2 separate regions of the Homo sapiens genome follow, and region 2 is linked to region 1. A link is an interaction called in ENCODE POLR2A ChIA-PET data of the cell type or tissue named here. Cell type or tissue: Panc1. All regions are shown on one strand. Each heading gives the region's core, and the rest is flanking DNA. Links, peaks and the distances in the headings are about the cores only. Region 1 overlaps CBX5 (chromobox 5). Region 2 overlaps LOC105378250 (a long non-coding RNA gene).

What was found. Peaks named below come from ENCODE experiments on the same cell type or tissue, not always from the same donor. Only the 100,000 strongest peaks of a DNase experiment are listed, where the experiment ranks them.
Region 2: POLR2A ChIA-PET joins it to region 1 with 6 read pairs; 1 of 35 experiments calls an interaction of 5 or more read pairs at or near these places.

The regions. Positions count from the first base shown.
Region 1 is chr12:54,252,175-54,257,554 of GRCh38, forward strand. It overlaps CBX5 (chromobox 5), which reads right to left. Exons shown (of 5, transcript NM_012117.3): 2 at 5,340-5,380; 3 at 1-53. It also overlaps the pseudogene RN7SL390P. Among named protein-coding and RNA genes, the nearest start is that of SCAT2, 7.8 kb to the right of the region's middle. RefSeq lists an enhancer at 4,289-4,950. In Panc1, for the core only: no CTCF peak of the experiment used is centred there; no DNase peak of the experiment used is centred there; H3K27ac peaks cover 2,750 bases.
Region 2 is chr12:53,827,836-53,833,215 of GRCh38, forward strand. All of the region lies in intron 1 of LOC105378250 (a long non-coding RNA gene), which reads left to right. Among named protein-coding and RNA genes, the nearest start is that of CISTR, 79 kb to the left of the region's middle. In Panc1, for the core only: CTCF peaks have their summits at 1,546, 2,954 and 3,156; no DNase peak of the experiment used is centred there; H3K4me3 peaks cover 727 bases; H3K27ac peaks cover 4,833 bases.

The DNA of each region.
Region 1 (5,380 bases), core at 149-5,148:
AAATTAGCTCAGGGCAATCCAAGTTTTTCTCAGGTTCCCAAGTATTGTGCTCCCTGGGTAAGAAAAATGGGAAAATTAAAAAAAAAAGGGGGGGGTAAAGAATGAGGAAAAAAATCCAATGCCTTATTTCAAAGAGGACATTCGGACAAAAAGGACAGAGAAACCCTATGCTTTAAAGAAGATAACAAATTTGATCCTAGATTTCTACCCAGGAAAAATGAAAAAAAAAAAAAAGCCCACACAAAGACTTATTTACAATTGTTTACAGCAGCATTTTAATAGCCAAAAACAGAAAACAAATTCAAATGTTCATCAATGGATGGTGACATGGAAAAACAAAATGTGGTATATCCATACAAAGGAATATTATCCAACAACAATAAGCAAAATATTAAAACATGCTACAACTTGGAAGAACCCCAAAAACATTATACTAAGTGAAAGAAATAAGACACAAGATACTACATACTAATTCCATTTACATGAAATGTCTGGGAAAGACAAATTTATAGAGACAGAAAGCAGATCAGCCGGGCACGGTGGCTCACACCTGTAATCCCAGCACTCTGGGAGGCCGAGGCAGGCAGATCACTTGAGGTCAGGAGTTTGAGACCAGCCTGGCCAACACAGTGAAACCGTGTCTCTACTAAAATTACAAAAATTAGCTTGGTGTGGTGGTACACATCTGTAGTCCCAGCTACTCGGGAGGCTGAGGCAGGAGAATTGCTTGAGCCCGGGAAGGGGAGGTTGCAGTGAGCTGAGATTGTGCCACTCCTGCCTGGGCGAAAAAGCCAGACTCTGTCTCAAAAAAAAAAAAAAAAAAAAAAGCAGATCAGTGAATGCCTGGGGCTGAGGGAGGGAGTTGTAATTAACTACAAATGGGAATCAAGAGAATTTTGGGGGACACAAAAATGTTCTGAAACTGGATCATAGTGGTGGTTGCATAGCTCTATAAATTTATTCCAAATCATTTAATTGGAGCCAGGCACAGTGGCTAACGCCTGTAATCCCAGCACTTTGAGAGGCACTCAGGAGTTCGAGACCAGCCTGGTCAATATTGCAAAACCCTGTCTCCACTAAAAATACAAAAATTAGCTGGGCTTGGTGGTGCACACCTGCAGTCCCAGCTACGCAGGAGGCTAGGGCATGAGAACTGCTTGAATCTGGGAGGCTGCGGTTGTAGTGAGCCAAGACTGCACCACTGCATTCCAGTCTGGGCAACAGACTGAGACTCTATCTCAAAAAAAAACAATAATAATAATTTAATTGGGCTGGGCGCAGTGACTCACGCCTGTAATCTCAGCACTTTGGGAGGCTAAGGTGAGCAGATCACTTGAGCCCAACAGTTCAAAGACCAGCCTAAGCAACATAGCAAGACTCCTGTCTCCACAGAAGATTTAAAAATTACTCAGGCATGGTGGCTTGCACCTGTAGTCCTAGCTACTTGGGAGGCTGAAATGAGAGGATCCCTTGAGCCCAGAAGGTTGAGGCTGCAGTGAACCGTGATTGCACCACTGCACTCCCACCTGGGTAACAGAGTGAGATACCATCTCAAAAAAAAAAAAAAAAAAAAAAATCACTGAATTGTACAATTTTTTTTTTTTTTGAGATGGAGTCTCACTCTGTCTTGCAGGCTGGAGTGCAGTGGTGTGATATCGGCTCGCTGCAACCTGTCTCCTGGGTTCAAGCCATTCTTCGGCCTCAGCCTCCCCGGTAACTAGGATTACAGGCATGCGCCACCAATTTTTGTATTTTTAGTAGAGACGGGGTTTCACCATGTTGGCCAGGCTGGTCTCGAACTCCTGACCTCAAGTGATCCGCCTGCTTCGGCCACTCAAAGTGCTGGAATTATGGATGTGAGCCACCGCATCTAGCCTGAATTGTACAATTTCAATGGGTGAATGTTATGGTGTTTAAATAATACCTCGATAAAGCTATTTAAAAACCCAAAATTCAGCCAGGCACGGTGGCTCATGCGTGTAATCCCAGTACTTTGGGAGGCTGAAGCAGTCGGGCATGGTGGCACCTGCCTGTAATCCTAGCTACTCAGGAGGCTGAGGAGGGAGGATCACTTGAACCCGGGAGGCAGGAGGTTGTGGTGAGCTGAGTTCGAGCTATTGCACTCCAGCCTGGGCAACAAGAGTGAAACTCCATCTCAAAAAAAAAAAAAAAAAAAAAAGGTTTATTTAGATGGGAATGATTTGAACACATGCCATAATAACCTGACTCAAGTAGAAAGCAGAAAGACGGAAAAATCTGAGCTATTTACTCTTGACCTAAACAACTTTCTACAAAAGGAACATAATATTGAGACAAAATTTATTTCTAAATCATTTGAGCTAATATGGGAAAGTTTCTCCTTTATATCCCTTCTCTCAGCAGAAAAAAAATTCCTCGGCCGGGCACGGTGGCTCAAGTCTCTAATCCCAGCACTTTGGGAAGCAGAAGCAGGTGGATCACCTGAGGTCAGGAGGTCGAGACCATCCTGGCCAACACAGTGAAACCCCATCTCTAATAAAAATACAAAATTTAGAAGGGCGTGGTGGCGGGCGCCTGTAATCCCATCTACTCAGGAGGCTGAGGCAGGAGAATCGTTTGAACCCGGGAGAAGGAGGTTGCAGTGAGCCAAGATCACGCCATTGCACACCAGCCTGGGCAATAAGAGCAAAACTCTTGTCTCAAAAAAAGAAAAGAAGTCAAGAAAAAAAATTCCTCACACAGTAACTTTCCCCAAAACCCACAGACCATATAGTTTACCATCCCAGAGGAAATTAACATACCAATATCAAAAGGTGTACCAAGACTATTACACAAGCCGAATACACTTGGGGGTTGGGAAGAATCTGTTGATAGCTAGAAAAGCCAGTCCTATAATGCGATTATCCCTTTTCCTAACACTTTGGTACTGCTGCTTCTACTTCAGTTTCCACCCAAAAGACAACATAGTATGATTTAAAAAGAGCCTGGGTTGGCCAGGAATAGTGATTCACACCTATAATCCCAGCACTTCAAGAGGCCAAGGCAGGCAGATCGCTTGAACCCAAGAGAGCGAGACCAGCCTGGGTAACACAGTGAGACCCTGTCTCTATTTTGAAGATAAAAAAGCAGGGCGTGGTGGCTCACGCCTGTAATCCCAACACTTTGGGAGGCTGAGGTGGGCGAATCACAAGGTCAGGAGTTCGAGACCAGCCTGGCCAACATGGTGAAATGCTGTCTCTACTAAAAATACAAAAAGTTAGCTGGGCGTGGTGGCAGGCACCTGTAATCCCAGCTACTCGGGAGGCTGAGGCAGGAGAATCGCTTGAACCCGGGAGGCGGAGGTTGCAGTGAGCTGAGATCGCGCCACTGAGCTCCAGCGTGGGCGATAGTGAGAGACTCTGTCTCAAAAAAAAAAAAAAAAAAAGATAAAAATATGTAAAAATTTAAATTAAAAAAAGAATTAAAGTTTTGAAAGAGGCAAGGGTCTTGCTATGTTAACCAGACAGGAGTGCAGTGGCTATTCACAGGTACGATCCTACTAATGCTCAAAATGGGAGTTCTGACCTGCTCTGGTTCACTCCTACTTAGGCAACCTGGTGGTCCCTCACTCCTGGGAGGTCACTATATTGATGCCAAACTTAATGCAGACACCTGATCGGTTTAGTGCACTACAGCCCAAAACTCCTGGACTCAAGCAATCCTCCCACTTCAACCTCCCTAGTAGCTGGGACCACGGGTACATACCACCATGCCTGGACTCTAAATGCTTTTGTGAGAATCGAAGAGAGCACAAGAGGTAGAATTTGATCACTGTCTAGCACAAAGTAGGCATTTAGTTATAGACAATGCTGATTTGTTCCAGTCTTTTATGAAATCCAGGGCATTTCTGAAAAAGGACCAATGTTTACTTTGTCTACCCCAAACCTTACCTTTTCCCCTTTCATCTATGGTAAGGTACCAGTAGCTCAATGACAGAGAAAGAGTTTCAAGTATCTTTCAAACACCCAAATATTTCCAGTGGAAATGGGCCCAATAAACATCTTCAAAATCTTCTGGTGTTACTTTAGTTCCTATCTGTTAGTGCTCTAGAGGTCTCTCAAACTTTAACAGTTCTCATCTCTAGTGGAAGCTGTGATACCACTCCTCTCTACAAACAGAGGGCATCTTCTGATTGTTGTGCTACCCATACTTGCACTCTGGGTGCTAGAGATGCTAAGCATCCTGCAATGCATGAATGATCCCACCTACAACGCCAATAATTCTCCAGATGAGAAACCTTGAGTCATGTAATGAAATAACCTCCAGTATGTTTCAAAGGTTCTTGACACATAGCCTTTATCCAAAAGTATTGGTAAACCACTGTATCTTTTAGTGTATTTAGGTCCTAGACTGCAGGAGCTGTGCCATCCAATATGGTAACCACTAGCCACATGTGCCTATTTGAAATGCAGCTAGTTTGAATGGAGATGCACTATAAAGTATAAAATACATCCCAGATTTTCAAGTCTTAGCACACACACACACACAAATTTCATTAATAACTTTTGTACTGATTAACGCTGAAATAGTATTTTTCACGTATTAGGTTAAATAAAATATTATTAAAATTAATTTCACAGCCAGGCACGGTGGCTCACGGCTGTAATCCCAGCACTTTGGGAGGCCAAGGCAGGTGGCTCACTTGAGCCTGGAAGTTCGAGACCAGCCTGAGTAACATGACAAAACCCTGCCTCTACTAAAAACACAGTCACCCAGGCTGGAGTGCAGTGGCGCAATCTTGGCTCACTGCAACCTCCGCCTCCTAGGTTCAAGTGATTCTCCTACCTCAGCCTCTGGAGTAGCTGGGATTACAGGGACCTGCCACCACACTTAATTTTTTTATTTTTAGTAGATGGAGTTTCACCATGTTGGCCAGGCTGGTCTCAAACTCCTGACCTCAGGTGATCCACCCGCCTCAGCCTCCCAAAGTGCTGAGATTAGAGTGCAAGCCACCACGCCTGGCCTTATAAGCACTACTGCTTATCCTTATTTCACTGAGGAGATAAAATGATTAAGGAAATTAGCCAAGGCCATCCAGTTTGTATCATAAGTGGTGGAGTTAGAATCTAGACCCAAGCAATCTGACTCTCGAGTCTGTGCTCCTAACCAATTCATTATACTGCCTTTCAAAAGCAGTATCATTAGAACGTAAGCTCCACAAGCGGAGAGATTTTGTTTTCTTTACTGCTGTGTCTTCTAACTCTTAGGAAGAGTGCAGGAGGGGGAAGAAAAAGACAAAAATGCTTGTGATTCCTAAGGAAGTAAACCAAAGGTATCTATCTCTACAGAGTCCCAACGCCTGGGGGAAAAAAGGAACTTACTCAGAAAAGCCTTTCCACTTCAGTAGATATTCCACTTGTCC
Region 2 (5,380 bases), core at 197-5,196, 420 kb before region 1:
AGTGCTTATATGTCTACCTAGGCTGTGTCTGTGGTAAAAAAAAAGTGAGGTTTAATTTTATGTATGTGTGTAAAATGGTGTGTACACTACATGTGCATATGGATAGTGGTCTAGTTTATATATTTGAGGCATGTATTAATATTATATTCACATTCATATTTATGTGCGAATGTTTATATGTATTTATATGTCTGTATCTTAGGTTGCATCTTTTTGAACTACTTATTTTTATATTTCTTTGTATTTAGGGGTGGGATTGTTTCCTGAATTCAAAAAGTGTTTATTGAGAGCCTACTATGTGCAGGGTATATTCCTATGTATGTATGTGGGGTGTGCCTAAGTCTATAAATATGCTTGGAAGGTACACATGCCCTTATGTATATGCCATCAAGTTCATTAAATGCTTAAGTGTATACTGATATCCTCACCTATCTAATTTTTTTTTTTTTTTTTGAGATGGAGTCTTGCACTGTCGCCTGGGCTAGAGTGCAATGGCACGATCTTGGCTCACTGCAACCTCCGCCTCCCAGGTTCAAGAGATTCTCCTGCCTCAGCCTCCCAAGTAGCTGGGATTACAGGCACCTGCCACCACACTCGGCTAAGTTTTTGTATTTTCAGTAGAAACGGGGCTTCACTGTGTTGGCCAGGCTGTTTTCAAACTCCTGACCTCATGATCCACCCGCCTTGGCCTCCCAAAGTGCTGGGATTATAGGCGTGAGCAACCGCGCCTGGCTACCTATCTAATTTTTAAATCCTCTATTAAATGTCATCACTGTAATCTCTTCCTAATTATTTTTTGGAAGAAGCAGGAGATAACTAAAAAGATTGAGTATGAGCATGTGTATGCATCTAATGCAGGTATGTCTGTGTGACGTAAGATTGTGCCCTCTTTATTTTTTCATTTATTTTCATTTTCGACCTCCTGCTAGATCTTTGTGCCATCTCACTCTAAGCACTTCTTGCTCCCTTACAGCTTGGAAAAATACCTAAGACACTCATTCACCACTATGAATGAATGCCTTGTTTTCTCTTCCTGGTGTGTCCAACCCAGGAAGAAAGGATGAGAGACAGTTAACAACTGATATTAAGCTCTAGCTGTCTAAGAAAATTTTTCTTTTTGCCTCTCCCTGGCCCTATCTTGTCTATCCTTCAACCAGTTCTCCTAATCCCTCGAAAGAGAGACACAGGTTTTCTTTTCCCCAGAGAAACCAGAGGGAGAGGAAGAGAGATTTTACTCCAAGGGAATCTGCTCCCATTTTATGGGGTTTGTCAATAATGTTCCTTCATTAAGATAGCATCTCAGAATGAAAGAGGCCTCTGCTCTTCGTGAAAAGAGTTGTTTTTTCTTAAGGGGGGAGTGTAGGGGGCATTAAATAAACCTGTTTGTTAAAAAAGTACCTTTGCAGCAGGAAATGTGTTATTATTGTAATTGTCTGATGCTAATTATACTTATTACTATAATAACCATTTTGTTGTAACAAATGATGTAATCCTCTTCATTTCTGTCACTGCCAGAGGCAGAAGTGAGTGGAGTGTCTATAGCAAGAGGGGGTACTGGGGGGTGTTCTTGGTGGGGAGGTGCAGTCAGGCCTAGTGAAGGTGGGGAGCATGTGCTGGTGGCTGGCTTTGCTGCTGAGGAGGTGGGAGATGCAGGGCAGAAGATACCTAGACTGTTTCACTCCCCAAGCCTGCTTTTCTCTGGAACTCCGTTCTAGGGCCTTTCCTGAAAGCATTTACTCATTCAGTCAGACCTCCGTTTATTAACTCAACAAGCACTCATTTAGTACCTGCTGTGTTCCATATGTTAGAGTCAGCCCTAGTGATATAGAGTAAACCAGATAGGATTTTTACTGCTGAGATGTTCACAGTCTAGTGGTGGAAAGTGTTTGTAAGCTTGCAAACATTATTTTCAGTGCACTAGAATAAGTGTGGTATAGAGTATTTAGAGTGCTATGAGTATATGCATAGAAGAGGTGACTTATTCTGGGTACAGAAGCCTGAAAAGCTGGATCTTTTGGAGGAACACTAGGAGTTTGCAGCACAGAGAAGGGAGTTAGCATGTCCAGGGAGAAGGAACTATATTACTAAAGGTATGGAGGCATGATAAAGGCTATTTGTTTTTGTTAATATTAATAATAATTAAAAAATGATAAAAATAGCTCATATTCATATCATACACTGTTCTAGGAACTTGCATGTGTTGATTCACTTAATCTTCACAACAATGCTATGTAGTTGCTCTGTAGTGAAAATTAAGTGATCAATAGATGCAAAGTGCTTAGAACAGTGCCTGATATGAATAAGCTATTTTTATTATTGTTTTGTTATTACTATTTAACATATGCAAAAACAGAGACTTAGGTTGAGTAACTTGCCCTGTTTCACATATACAGTAAGCAACAGAGCTTAGGTTTGAATCCCAGTTCTGAGTAGAGCTCCAGTTTTCAGCCACTCTTGTAGTTAGGATATGGAGTGCATGCTAGGGAGGGGTGGTAATTTGTAATGAGACTGCCAAATAGTTTGGGGCTAGAGTGTAAATGGCCTTGTATACCATTAGAGGTTTTTAAACAGAGGAGTAACAAGATAGGACCTGCATTTTAGAAAGGCAATTCCCCAAAACTAGGACTGTGTGGACAACAGGCCCACTGGATCTTCCCATCTCAAAGTGAAGCTGAGGGTTCAGCTTCTAAAATAGCCAGCTCTTGGTCATCGCATTCAGCTCCACAGTTGATCCAGCCAACTGAGCTGCAGAGCTGCTCTAGCTGGCTGCCTATGAGAAGTGGAAGGAAAGAGAATTGGAGCAACTATCAGGTTAATAAACTCTGTGGAGAGAGCCAAACCAAATTTCCAAGGCCCCACGATTAGTTTGTCTAAATGAAGCACAACAACATAATGCTGATAGGCCTGACTTCCTTTAGTGTTAATGGACCTTACAGATCTTCTCTAACTTCTGGGCTGTGGCCTTGTCTGTCTTGTTTACCACAATATCTCTAGTACCAGCAGAGGGCCTGCCAATGGTACATGTTGATAAATCTATGATATGAATGACCAGTCACTTGTCCTGGAGCTCTGGGTACCCCAAGCTTGGCTGAATGCTCCCACAATTGAGTCATTATTAATTAAAGAAGTAGGCCAGGCACGGTGGCCCACACCTGTAATCCCAGCACGTTGGGAGGCCGAGGTGGGTGGATCACGAGGTCAAGAGATCGAGACCATCCTGGCCAACATGGTGAAACCCCATCTCTACTAAAAATACAAAAATTAGCTGGGCATGGTGGCATGTGCCTGTAGTCCCAGGTACCTGGGAGGCTGAGGCAGAAGAATTGCTTGAACCCGGGAGGCAGAGGTTGCAGTGAGCTGAGATTGCGCCACTGCACTCCAGCTTGGTGATAGAGCGAGACTCCGTCTCAAAAAAAAAAAAAAATTCCTCCTGTTGTCAGTGCCCTTCTCTCCATTCCACCACACACACACAAACATATATTCTCCCCACTTATCACTTCGAGGTCTGTCTTTTCACCATAAAGGAGTGCATCAAAGATAATATTAATAATGGCTAGTAGTCACTGAATGCCTACCAGTGCCAGGCATTGTTCTAAGCCTTTCATGTGTTAACTAAGGTCTTACAGCAATTGGATGAGGAGATACTATTATCATTCCCGCTTTATAGATCAGGAAACTGAGCTATGAAGAAGTCAAATAACTTGCTCAAGGTCACACAGCTGTTAACTAGTAAACCCTTATCCTCTTCATTAATGCATTGAAATATTAATAAGCATGCAAATCAGCTGAAGCCTTGTTAAAGTGCATATTCTGATTCAGTGACTCTATAGTGGGGTCTGAAAATTCTGCATGTTTAGTAAGCCTCCAAGTGATGCCAATGCTCTCCGTCCATGAGTACATCTTGCTCAGTGAGGCTCTGTAGTGTGTTTGCAAGCTCTTTGTACCAACCATTTTCTGACTCCTGTTGTCATTAGCTATCAGAGTTATTTCCTGACTTGATATGACATTTGTTTAAAAGAAGAAACTGACACCTATGGTGTCATGGTATACAAGGCCATTTACACTATGGCCACTGGCCAGTTATTTTGAATGAATGTCTTTGGTGCAAAGAACTGATCCTAAGCAAAGGGAGGGCGGCTCTAGTCTTAATGGCTTTGAGCCCAGCTCATACTGCAGGCCCTGATCATGTCTACTGGTTGATGGCCACTGGGGGAGTCTCCCCTACTTTTATTCCATTGAGGCCACTAATTGAATTAGCCCTAGGTATTTAGGGTGAAGGTGTCCTCACTTCAAGGCTCCCGTGATAGACCATTGATTAGCTGTGCCTCTGGAATTCCCAAGCTCAAATGTCTGGAATTCTTTGCTCCTTCCAAATGCAGAGTTAGTAAGAGAAGGTAGGAAGACATATGAGGGCAAAGCTCCATGAAAAGAGTAGATTAATACATTTACTAACAAGTATATTTGAGGCCCTGATATTACAATGAAATTATTTTATCCTAACCCCCAGGTCTCAGGTGAGCTGCAGGAATAATGGAGTCAACTCTCATTCAATGTCTTTTCCTAATCAAGACTGCCTTCTCCTTTATTCCCCAGCAAGGTGTACTTATGAGACATAATTTCTAAGACAATTCTGAAGGTAGATGCACATTTTTGGAACATTAAAAAAAAGCCTACATTAAAAAGTCCCAAATAAATAATTTTCATTTTTTAAAAACTGACTTGACAAGAACTGTGTCACAGCCCTCCCACGTTAGCCCAGAAAACTTGGAGTTGACCACAACCATTCTGATGGGAAGCTGCATCTCTAAGGTCCTTTCTCACTTTAAGATTCTCTGATTCCATTCCAATCAGGTCTAGGGCTCTGGTACTCAAGAGAAGCTGTTAAGACCCCTGGGGGCAGTCATAGCTCCCAGACAGCTTGGGTTTTCTCTTGGAAAAACTTTAGGCAGTTCAACTCTTAGAGAGAAGGAACTCCCAGTGGGGGAAGTACAGAGCTTGGTATTGTGGGGTTTCTCTCCTCCTTTCCATTTCTTCTTGTCCCACGGCTATCCTTACAATCAAGAGCAGTGTCATTACCTGTCCAGCTAGCACTAGCCACCTGAGTGAGTGTTTAATCTTCAGACCCTTCCTCATTTCTCCCATTGAAGTTAAAAAAAGCAAAACAAAACAACTAGGTTTTAAATTTTAAAGTACCTATTATGAATAACACATTGGTCTAGTTGCTATGGAATGTACAAAAATGAATGAGATGTAACATTTTTTTAAGACAGGGAAAATGGCATGTGAAGATGAAGGCAAGGGCCCAGGTAATGTGTTTACAAGCCAAGGAACACCAAAGATTCCCAGCAGAGCACCAGAAGCTAGGGGAGAGGCACGGGAC